Regions from separate parts of the Homo sapiens genome. Here all the other regions are linked to region 3. The links are chromatin contacts, found by Hi-C or POLR2A ChIA-PET in ENCODE. All regions are on one chromosome and are shown on one strand. The core of a region is the stretch at or near the end of the contact, and the rest is flanking DNA. Distances in the headings are between cores, read along the strand shown. Region 1 holds the start of BPTF (bromodomain PHD finger transcription factor). Region 2 overlaps WIPI1 (WD repeat domain, phosphoinositide interacting 1). Region 3 holds the start of LINC00674 (long intergenic non-protein coding RNA 674).

The links. A loop is a pair of places that touch in the nucleus more often than their neighbours do. ChIA-PET counts read pairs that join two places held with the same protein, here RNA polymerase II (POLR2A). Pooled maps may share reads with other maps.
Region 1: a loop to region 3 is called in a map of dorsolateral prefrontal cortex, with 3 times the contacts of the local background. The contact joins the promoter of BPTF here to the promoter of LINC00674 in region 3. A Hi-C loop is called at or near these places in 1 of 168 maps with a recorded cell type or tissue (dorsolateral prefrontal cortex), 1 of 37 single-sample maps with no recorded cell type and 9 of 50 pooled maps. POLR2A ChIA-PET finds 5 or more read pairs at or near these places in 1 of 52 experiments (activated T-cell).
Region 2: a pooled map shows a loop between it and region 3 (4-fold over the local background). The contact joins the enhancer-like site here to the promoter of LINC00674 in region 3. A Hi-C loop is called at or near these places in 1 of 168 maps with a recorded cell type or tissue (heart right ventricle), 1 of 37 single-sample maps with no recorded cell type and 5 of 50 pooled maps. POLR2A ChIA-PET finds 5 or more read pairs at or near these places in 4 of 52 experiments (GM10248, GM12878, OCI-LY7 and 1 more).

What each region holds. Positions count from the first base shown.
Region 1 is chr17:67,823,349-67,826,991 of GRCh38, reverse strand. BPTF (bromodomain PHD finger transcription factor) reads right to left here and starts at 1,489. Exons shown (of 28, transcript NM_182641.4): 1 at 655-1,489. The coding sequence starts at 1,267. RefSeq lists enhancers at 616-885, 848-1,543, 1,544-2,241 and silencers at 936-1,135, 1,316-1,365, 1,566-1,635.
Region 2 is chr17:68,434,088-68,437,833 of GRCh38, reverse strand. WIPI1 (WD repeat domain, phosphoinositide interacting 1) reads left to right here. Exons shown (of 13, transcript NM_017983.7): 5 at 1,355-1,452; 6 at 2,122-2,214; 7 at 3,208-3,278. It also overlaps a transcript of ARSG not described here and a transcript of PRKAR1A not described here. Among named protein-coding and RNA genes, the nearest start is that of MIR635, 11 kb to the right of the region's middle. RefSeq lists an enhancer at 1,294-1,794. Within about 2 kb of position 1,318, at least 19 of the 41 ENCODE cell types and tissues checked have a DNase peak (open chromatin) inside an H3K27ac peak, as active enhancers do; they include OCI-LY7 and heart right ventricle, where a contact is called at or near this core.
Region 3 is chr17:68,099,312-68,102,819 of GRCh38, reverse strand. It overlaps LINC00674 (long intergenic non-protein coding RNA 674), which reads right to left and starts at 1,265. Exons shown (of 6, transcript NR_027418.1): 1 at 861-1,265. LOC124904048 (a long non-coding RNA gene) reads left to right here and starts at 1,324. Exons shown (of 2, transcript XR_007065885.1): 1 at 1,324-2,268. RefSeq lists silencers at 831-990, 1,151-1,210, 1,261-1,400 and enhancers at 366-1,144, 1,145-1,924.

The DNA of each region.
Region 1 (3,643 bases), core at 240-2,739, 280 kb after region 3:
ACAGCAACTGTTGCACGGGCCCATTAGCACTCGAAGAATAAAAACAAACACACAGGACCAGATAAGGTTCCCCTACTAACCCAAATGATCCGTTTCCTTAACACAATTTTAAAACCACAGCTAGGGGTGTGAAAACGCATTTTTTTGTGCGTGTTTGTGTACCACAATCTGTCCAAATCCTTAATTCCCTTTTAAGTAACAGATATATAATAAAAATCCGAAAGAAACCACATTAGAAATGCAAAGAGGTTTGCAAAACAAGAGGCTTCTTTCATTCCAGAAAACCACACCAAAACAAGGGGAGAAAAATGAATGCAATGGATATGTGTTTGCCAAAGTTTCAATCCTGCCCGGTGGAGACACTGCACTGGCACAAATTTTGAAGAGGAAAAAAAGGGGGTTGGGGGGGGGAGAGAGAGCGAGCGAGTGTGGCCTGCAAACTGCAACAATGCAATCTCCATTTTGAACAATGCGCCTCTTTCCTCTTGTAAATCTAGTTTTTTGCCACTTGATGTGCCGTCGCATTTCCCCTCTGTTTGGGGGGGAGGCGGGGTTGGGGGGAGATCGGAGCAGGATGCACAGCACACGAGTGAGCAAGGGGGGAGGGCAGAGGAGGTGGGGAAGGAGTCTGCAGCAACTGGGCTGGGTGGGTACCTGGAGTGCTGCTGTAGGTACTATGGCTCCTGAAGCTGCTTTCCGTGCAGTAACTGGCGTCGTCGTCGTCGTCTTCCATCTCCTCCGGATAATCGGAGTCATCGTCGTCCTCTTCCATCTCATCCTCCTCGTCGTCCTCAGAATCCTGGGTCTCCTCGGCGTCGCCGTCCTCCTCCTCCTCCTCCTCGGAGACCATGTCCTCCTCTTCCTCCTCCTCCTCGCTCTCGTGGTCATCGTACACCACTTTGTTGACGGCCCTCCGGGCCGCGGTGGTCCGGGCCAGGTGGCCGCCGCCGCCCCCGCCCCCCGTCCTGCCGCCCCCGCCTCCTCGCCCCCCCCGGCCCGGGGCGCTGGTGCTGGGGGGGGCCGGCGGCGGCGGCGGCGGCTTCCTCCGGCTACTGCTGCCCCCCCTGGGCGAGCTCAGCCGCGTCTTGGGCGCCACCTCAGCCTGGGCGGCGGCCCACCTGCCCCGGCTGCTGCCGCGGTGCCGCGAGCGGAGCCCCCCGATGGGTCCGGACGTGGGCGGCGGCGGCGGTGGCGGCGGGGCCGGGGCGCAGCGCTCCGCAGCGGGAGCCGCGGGCTGCTTGGGCGGCCTGCCCCGCCGGCCCCTCATGTCGGAGCCGAGGCGGGGGGAGAAGGAAAGCGAAGGGGGAGGGGCGGGCGCAGGGGGGGCGGTGGGGAGCGCCGGGGCCGGGTGGGGAGGCCCGCGGGGCCGGGCGGGAGGGGCCCGGCCGACGGAAGCGGGTGGAGGGAGAAGGCTCAATCCGAATTGCTGGGGCCCCACTCCGGATCGCCTTCAGCCGCCATCTTGTTTCTTCCCTCTCGCTCGGTGACTGGGGGAACCGACAGCGGCCGCAGGCCCAGAGCGCGGTCACGTGAGCTGCGCCGCCGACGAGCCTGGGACGGAGCGAAGCGGCGCGGCGGCCGCTAGGGGGAGCGCGGGAGCGTCGAGTCGGGGGCGGGGAGCCCTGGGCGCCTGGGCTCGGCACAGCGCGGTGCGGCTGGACTCCGGGCGCGGGTGGCGCGGCAAAACTCCGGGCGCAGGTGGCGCGGCTGAGAGGGGCGCGCAGCTCGCGAAATGCCCGGCGTCAAAGGCCTTCGGAGACCAAAGTCTCCGCGGACCGCTGGCTGGAGCCCAAAGCCGGCCGGACCTCCTCCCCGCGTCTCCCCTTTCGCGGCTCGGAGAGGAAGGCAAGGGAGCCCCCAAATATCATTCCCTTCCCTCCCCCTATGGAAACTGATGCTGAAAGAGCCAGCGAGAGAAAGAAAAAAAAAAGTCGCGGAGAGGGGCGGCCCAAGCGACCGAGGGCACCGGGCAGCGCCAGCGACAGAGGGAAATTAGTCGAGGGGACAGAGAGACAAGCCCCCTGAACTTAGGAAACTCTGAAGCATGGAGCTGGAGTCCAGAAAATGACTCCAATGACAACTGCTCCGGATCTGTGCCAGGAGCCACGCCCCGGGCTGCCACGCCCGGAGGGAGGGGCGCCCTAAGACCTGTAGCGTGGAATCCGCACTGGGAAAGCCTCAGTAAACTCCAGAACGCAACTACTGCACGTTCCAATGTCCCGCCACCTTCCCAGTGCCCCAGCTAGGACTTCGATCACCTCAGCAAGAACTTACCTCTCCTTTGCAGTGGAAAAGAGGGAATCCTGCCTAAAACCTACTTCACGGTGTTAAATGTTTGTATTATCGGGAAATAACCTTAATTTATTGACCTGACAAGTCACTAGGTTTCAGCTTAGCCCAAAGGACGAATCATGATGACATTTCAGGCACCCTCAAACCTTATCACAGCGACTCAACCCTGAGTGGTTGAGGTCAGCTCTTTAGATAAGAGAAAGGTGTTATAAACATATGAATATTTATTGAGAGAAGTGACAACCGAAAAGTAATTTAAAGAAAAATAGTTGGCCGGGCGTGGTAGCTCACACCTGCAATCCCAGTCCTTTGAGAGGCCAAGGCCGGATGATAGCTTGAGGTCAAGAGTTCAAGACCAGCCTGGGCAACATAGCAGGACCTCGTCTTTAGAAAAAATTTGAAAAATTAGCCGGGCATGGTGGTGTGCACCTGTGGTCCCAGCTAGCGAGAGGCTGAGGTGGGAGGATTGCTTGAGCCTGGGAGGTGGATGTTGCAGTGAGCCGTGATTGCACCACTGCACTCCAGCTTGGGTGACAGAGCAAGACCCTGTCTCAATTTTTTTTAAAAAAGATGCTGGGCGCGGTGGCTCACGCCTGTAATCCCAGCACTTTGGGAGGCTGAGGAGGGCGGATCACCAGGGCAGGAGTTTGAGACCAGCCTGGCCAATATGGTGAAACCCCATCTCTACTAAAAATGCAAAAGTTCTGTACTAAAAATACAAAAGTTAGCCAGGCGTGGTGGTGCGTGCCTGTAGTCCCAGCTACTCCAGAGGCTGAGGCAGAAGAATCGCTTGAGCCTGGGAGGTGGAGGTTGCAGTGAGCCGAGATCGCACCACTGCACTCCAGCCTGGCAACAAAGCAAGACTCCGTCTCAAAAAAATAAAAATAAAAATATCTAACAGAATTCTGCATACCAAATGGCTTATTTCAGTCTTGTTAGGAAAATGGAACACATATGTGAAATGAAAATTAAAATACAAGCACTAATTGCCAGAGAAATGCATTCAATACAATTTGGTCGAGCTCTAAGGGTGACAAATGTGTATATGTCTCCAGGGACCAGGTAAGTAATGTAAGTCAATAAAGTAGGCAAGATGAAGACCTAGGCCAATGGAGGTGCCCATATTTTGTTTGAAGAGGGTGGTCAGGCACGGTGGCTCAGGCCTGTAATCCCAGCACTTGAGGAGGCCAGGTGGGCGGATCACTTGAGCCCAGGAGTTCGAGATTATCCTGGGCAACATGGTGAAATCCTGTCTACTAAAAATACAAAAATTAGCTGGGCATGGTGGCTCATGCGTGTAATCCCAACTACTTGGGAAGCGGACAGGAGAATCGCTTAAACCCAGGAGGCA
Region 2 (3,746 bases), core at 69-2,568, 330 kb before region 3:
GAAAATCCTTTACTTAAATGCTCCCTTCTTGAATCCCCTTATAAATAAAAACAGCTTATGTTGGTTCAGTGGTTTGATGGGCTGTTTACTCTTCCGGAATATTATTGAAGCATCTTAAATCCAAAATGTCCTCTTTATTTAGTTTGTCTCAATGTCTAGGCACACCATCTTGACTGCAGACGCAGACCTCAAATAAACTTCCTCCTCGGGAGGTACCCATTTCCCTTATCAAGGCAGGGCATTTGGCTCAGAAATTGCTCGGTTTCTTTTTTTTTTTTTCTTAAGACAGAACCTCACTCTCACCCAGGCTGGAGTGCAGTGGCACTATCTTCACTCACTGCAGCCTCCACCTCCAGGTTTAAGCAATTCTCCTGCCTCAGCCTCCCGAGTAGCTGGGACTACAGGCACATGCAACCACACCTGACTAATTTTTGTATTTTTAATAGAGACAGGGTTTCACTATGTTGGCCAGCCCGATCTCGAACTCCTGACCTCAGGTGACCCACCTGCCTCGGCCTGCCAAAGTGCTGGGATCACAGGTGTGGGCCACCTTGCCTGGCCTGAAATTTCTCAGTTTCTAAATAGGTTCTTGGCAGCTCCTCTTCTCCAACTTGAAGTTACTGGCCAACAGTATATAATCATCTGCAGAAAGACCAATATGTACTGACTTTTCACTATAGGAAGATTTATTTCAGTTTTGAGGAAATCTCTTGTAACCCTAGAGGATAATGGAATTGGAAGAAAAGTAGATGCTGTTTCAGAGTCCTGGGGTAAAATGTAAAAATGAGCAATATATACACACACACACACACACACATATATATATATTTTTTTTTTTTTGAGACGGGGTCTCACTCTGTAGCCCAGGCTGGAGTGCAGTGGCACGATCTCCACTCACTGCAACCTTTGCCTCCTGGGTTCAAGCGATTCTCCTGCCTCAGCCTCCCAAGTAGCTGGGACTATAGGCACGCACCACCATGCCCAGCTATTTGTATTTTTAGTAGAGATGGGGTTTCACCATGTTGGCCAGGCTTGTCTGGAACTCCTGACCTCAAGTGATCCGCCCGCCTCAAAGTGCTGGAATTACAGGCATGAGCCACTGTGCCCGGCAAGTCTCATTGTTTCACTGTAGCAAGGACGCAGCCAGTGTTAAATCAGGAGGTCTTCCCCTGTGAAGTTGCTTTATTGGAAGCCTTAATCAGAAGAATCATCAGCGGAAAGCAGTTGTCTGCAAAGCCATTCCTCCCCTTGCCAGTAGGTGGCACTGTAGCTGTACTGTTTTCAGATGCCCTCTCCAGCCGTGCAATCTCTCCCTTGGCCCCAGGCTTCTCATGTTCTGTTTCTTCTTTGCCAGGTCTATGTGCTCTCTCTATCAACCATTCCAATTCTTACCTGGCCTATCCTGGAAGCCTGACTTCAGGGGAGATTGTGCTTTATGATGGAAACTCCCTGGTAAGTTGACGGTGACCTGGCTGAGCCAACCCACCTGCCTTGGCTGTGTGGTCATGGAAGGAGATAGATAAGGACGCCCTGCCGTCGGGGGCTGGAGGCGGTGGGAGTAAGCAATACTGGGGAGTTGTTCAAGAGAAGGTGATACTATTTCCCCTCGGGCTTGCTGTGAGTCAACCTCACCATAAGCCAGCTGGCCAGGCCAAGTTAGACATCTGCAGCATAATGAAAACCACTTGCCAGCAGGGGGCCAGTTGTCTCCCTGAATGTGTCACCCTGTCCCATGCCACAGCCTGAGACAGTGTGCAGGTGTTTCATATTCCCTGCCCTCTGGTCTCTGAGGCATCCCTGAGCGGGACAAGATTGCTGTGGGAAGTTGCCTAAAGATGCGTGCAGGGCGCGCCTGCGACGGCATCACACTGCATCAGGTGCTCCGTTCGTGGCCACCTTCCCAAGGGCAGGAAAAGGGATGGAAATGGAGTGGCCCTTGAAGCCAAATCTTGATTCACCAGAAAATGACACACAGCTTACATGCAGATGGCCTGGGGGACAGAGGAAGAGACAGGGAGCTGGACAAAGGAGGGAGAAAGGAGAAAAGAGGAAGGGGAGGGAGGTGAAATCCATCTTCCCTCCTCCGCAGCATCTGTATCCATTTTTCCTTTTCACCAACAGAAAACAGTCTGCACTATTGCTGCCCATGAGGGAACACTAGCTGCCATCACCTTCAATGCCTCAGGCTCCAAACTAGCAAGTGCGTCTGAAAAAGTGAGTCCACTCCCACCAACACCTCTGTCTGGGTTTCGCTGGATGGCTCCTGCCGTGCGCAGGGATGGGATTGAACAAACCTGGTGACATGAAGACTGACTGGTCTCTGGGCCCACTCAGAATTTGTTTCAGAGGGAGAATTTCTGGCCTCTGCATGTGTGGTATATTCATGCATTTGTTAATTCAATAGGCCAGGGGCCTGCAATATGCAAGATACAAGACACTTTGCATGAAAACTCGTGGTCTTATGAAGAAATGTACGTGTACATCAGCCGTAGAGACGGACAAATGCTACACCTTATAAACACAGTACAGTGCAAACCAAATGCTTTACTTTGCTATTTAGAGAAATTGATGTCTTCTGCCTGGAATAATCAGAGAAAGTGATCCAATTGAATTTTTTTTTTTTTTTTGAGGTGGAGTCTAGCTCTGTCGCCCAGGCTGGAGTGCAATGGCGCAATCTCGGCTCACTGCAACCTCCGCCTCCCAGGTTTAAGTGATTCTCCTGCCTCAGCCTCCCGAGTAGCTGAGATTACAGGCACATGCTGCCACGCCTGGCTAATTTTTTGTATTTTAGTGGAGACGGGGTTTCACTTCACTGTGTTGCCCAGGCTGGTCTTGAATTCCTGAGCTCAGGCAATCCACCCGCCTTGGCCTCCCAAAGTGCTAGGATTACAGGCGTGAGCCACCACACCCGGCCTCAAATTGAAATTCTAAGAAACCAGAGCAGTTGGGTGAACACACACATGCACACACACATACACGCAGAGCCTTGGGCACAGGTGGAAGGGAAAAGGTAGACAGAGGGTGTTTATAACATTTTCCAAGAATTGTTGATATGGCACATAAATAAACATGCCTCTATGCTCAACGTGGTGTTCTTCCTCCTCAGAGACAGATGTTCAAAACCAATAAAACAAACTCCTCTCTAAAGGGACATCTCTGTGTAAAGCCACTAATGGTTATGAAATGTCCACCTGCTTTCTTTTCCAGGGCACAGTCATCCGGGTGTTCTCTGTCCCTGATGGGCAAAAGCTCTATGAGTTCCGGAGAGGGATGAAAAGGTCTGTGTTCAATGTCAAACCCATTTTAAAGTCCCCGCAGAAGTCCCGCAGGGACCGCTGGCAGCTGTCTAGGGAGAGGACAGAGAGTGGCTCTGTGCCCTCCACTCACCTGGAGGAAGTGTAACTACTCTCCCAGGTAATTGACTCCCAGGCTTTACTTAGGGCTCAGCAAAACTGAAAGCCGAGATGCTGTTTTAACACAGTTCAGCCGTGAGAGTCCCTTTTTGATGTGTGTGTGGGCGGCCGGCACAGGAGAAATGAGAGAGCCAGGGAGTCACAATCCAAAAATAATTTCTGATTTCCTTCCATGGAAATAAAGGACGATGTAAAGTGTGACTGTTTGGGATCTTATCGGATGTAGGTTTGCAGCCAGATCAGTGCACAGAGCAACTGGAAGATTCCAAGATGCCAGGAAGGCACAGTTCCTCCCTTCTGCTGACAGAGGCAGGGCTATACCTTGTTTCTTCT
Region 3 (3,508 bases), core at 16-2,515:
CTTTTCCATTTCGAAAAAGGAAGGGGGAGGGTGGGGAGAGTAACAGAAAGTTTGTTCGAAAATTTGTATGAGGACATACTTAGAATTGTACCCTCTCCGCCCCCCCACCAAAAAAAAAAGTGTGTTTTTAAAGCAGGTCTGGAGCTAGAAGTGAGACACAAGTTCTGCGGCCTATAAGGAACAACCCCCAAACATGCCACCCTACAATCAGACACTTCCAAAACACAGTGTACAATGAGCCCAAGCCGTCGGATCAGACAGGCACACCGGAAGTCAACCTGTCTCCCCTCCTCAGAGAGACGTGAGTTTAAGGTGTGTGACCCTGGCAGCGGTGGCCGGCGGCGGGGAGTAAAGGTTTTTCACGCGGGCATAAGTGGGTGTGTGCAAGGTAACAACCCGGGAACACAGACGCACACCCTCCCGTTAAGCGCTCCATCTTTAAGGAGTGTTTACTGCGCGCAGTCAGCAACCGAATTCAATAATCCTCGCCACGGGAGCTCTTCATCCCCTTCACGATCTCACCTGGGCGGTAGCCCAGGGGCTGTTCCCCGAGCCCCGGGAGGCAGCGTCGGGCTCCTTGACCAAGACTTTCCGACCTGAAATCCGCCTGCGATGCGAACTGGTGTACCCTCCCCTCCACAAAACACCACCCCCCCGCCCCGAGTCATCCTCGGCTTTTTAAACAATGTCCAAACCGGAACAAGTGGTTTTCCAATTGCTCTCTCTGAACTAGGCCTTCCCACACCTCCGACCCCCAACTCACCACTGATCGCGACCCTGGCCCTTCCCAAGGCCACAAGCACCCCTGCCAGCTCGCCCACCTCGCGGCTGCCCAGCCCGGCCCGCCGCGCCCCCTTCACCTGTCAGGCGCACTTCGACAGGCCCGTTCCTACGGCCTCCGAGGTTAGACATGTCCCTGGCGGCTGGGGCGGCGGGCGGGACGGGGGCGACGGCGAGGCGCGGCGGAGTCACCACAGCGGCCGGGGCTGGGGCCCGAGCAGCCGGCGACGCGACTGCAGCGGCCTGAGGGTCCCGGATGTGCCAAGCGTCGTCGCCATGAGCCGCGGAGGGAGCGGACGCCACGGCCTTTCCCTCCTCTAGGCGAGGCCTAGTAGCGGACAGGGCTGGTCAGCTGAGGTGGGCGGTGCTCGGCGGCACGGGAGCAGGACTGTGGACTTGGCCGCTTCCTCCTCCACCCGCCCCCTTGTCTGAGTGACGCCGGACCTGAGGCCGCCGCGGCCATTTGTCGGCTCCGGGGGGGCGAGGGGGAGATGGGAGGCGGGGCCGGTGGGGTCAGCGGGGCGGGGCCGGCGGGCGCGCGCCAGATGCCCGGAGCGGGCACCGGCACTGAGGGAAGGTGTGAGCTGCCGCCGAGGGTCCCAGGCGGAACGCGGGAAGGGAGCAGGCAAGGAGCAAAGTGGCGGCGGGAGCGGCAGCTGTGACCCCTGGAGGGGTTTAGTGTCCGGTCCACTCAAGGGAGAGTTTTAGACCAAGCAGGGCCGACTGCATTTATTAGACGCCCACAGCATGCAGGGCGCTCCAAGAGGCTGGGGCGAGGAAAATTAGAACCAAGTCTGCTACCCGCCGGGAACTTGTCGTATTTCTGGCGAGGGAAGAGACAGCATTCCCACGCCGATGGTTCCAGCAAAGCCCCAGGAGTGCTGTTCCTGGTCTTGTAGTTGACGCCTCCATCCGGGACTCACCTGGTGGAGAAAATCGGGTTACCTGCAGAGTCCCGCTCTTTTCAGGTGCAGCCAAGGATAGGGAGATGATACGTCTTAAAGAATTAACAAGATAAACCTTGGAGTAACGTATGAAGAGTTGTTCATACACTACTGTATTTATCTCAGGAGCAGAAAGATAACAACTTTCTAAAGATGTACCATATCCTTTGACCTTGTAACTATACTGCTAAAATTTTTTTTTTTAAGACAGGGTCTCCCTGTCACCCAGACTCACTGCAGTCCCAACTTCCCAGGCTCAGATGATCCTCCCACCTGAGCCTCTGCAGTAGCTGAGATCACAGTATGCACCACTACACCCCACTAATTCTTTTATTTTTGGTAAAGACACGTTTAGGAGGGACATTTAGGTTTCTCTATGTTGCCCAGGTTGGTCACGAACTCCTGACCTCAAATGATCTGCCTGCCTTGGCCTCCCGAAGTGCTGGGATTACAGACCTGAGCCACCGCACTCAGCCCTATTGTGTCCAGAATTGGTGGGCTCTTGGTCTCACTGACTTCAAGAATGAAGCCACAGACCCTGGTGGTGAGTGTTACAGCTTTTAAGGTGGCGTGTCAGGAGTTCGTTCCTTCTTGACCTTAAGATGTGTTCGGAGTTTTTTCCTTTAGGTGGGTTCTTGGTCTCACTAGCTCGGGAGTGAAACTGCAGGCCTTGGTGGTGAGTGTTATAGCTCTTAAGGCGACGTGTCCGGCGCTGTTCATCCTTCCCGGTGAGCTTGTTGTCTTACTGCCTTTAGGATAGAAACTGGAGACTTACGTGGTGAGTGTTACAGCTCATAAAAACAGTGTGGACCCAAACAGCAAAAAACTGAAACTTCACACTGTGTAAAGAGACGCGAACGAGTTACCACTGCAGGCTCTGGCAGCCTGCTTTTATTCTCTTATCTGGCCCCACCCTCATCCTGCTGATTGGTAGAGCCAAGTGGTCTGTTTGGACAGGGCGCTGATTGGTGTGTTTACAATCCCTGAGCTAGATACAAAGGTTCTCCACGTCACCATCAGATTAGTTAGATACAGAGTATGGACACAAAGGTTCCCCAAGGCCCCACCAGAGCAGCTAGATACAGAGTGTCGATTGGTGCATTCACAAATCCTGAGCTAGATACAGAGTGTTGATTGGTGCATTCACAAATCCTGAGCTAAACACAGGGTGCTGATTGGTGTGTTTACAAACCTTGAGCTAGATACAGAGTGCTGATTGGTGTATTTACAATCCCTGAGCTAGACATAAAGGTTCTCCAAGGCCCCACCAGAGTAGCTAGATAGAGTGTCCACTGGTGCACTCACAAACCCTGAGCTAGACATAAAGGTTTTCCAAGACCCCACCAGACTCAGAAGCCCAGCTGGCTTCATCCAGTGGATCCCCCACCGGGGCTGCAGGTGGAGCTGCCTGCCAGTCCTGTGCCATGTGCTCGCACTCCTCAGCCCTTGGGTGGTCGATGGGCCTGGGCGCCGTGAGCAGGGGGCAGGGCTTGTCGGGGAGGCTCGGGCTGCACAGGAACCCACAGAGGCGGGGGAAGGCTCAGGCATGGCGGGCTGCAGTCCCGAGGGCTGCCCGGCGGGAAGGCAGCTACGGCTCGGCGAGAAATTGAGCGCAGCGCCGGTGGGCTGGCACTGCTGGGGGACCTAGTACACCTTCCGCAGCCGCTGGCCCGGGTGCTAAGTCCCTCATTGCCCGGGGCCGGCAGGGCCGGCCGGCTGCTCCGAGTGCGGGGCCGCCAAGCCCTGGCCCACCCGGAACTCCAGCTGGCCCGCAAGCGCTGCAC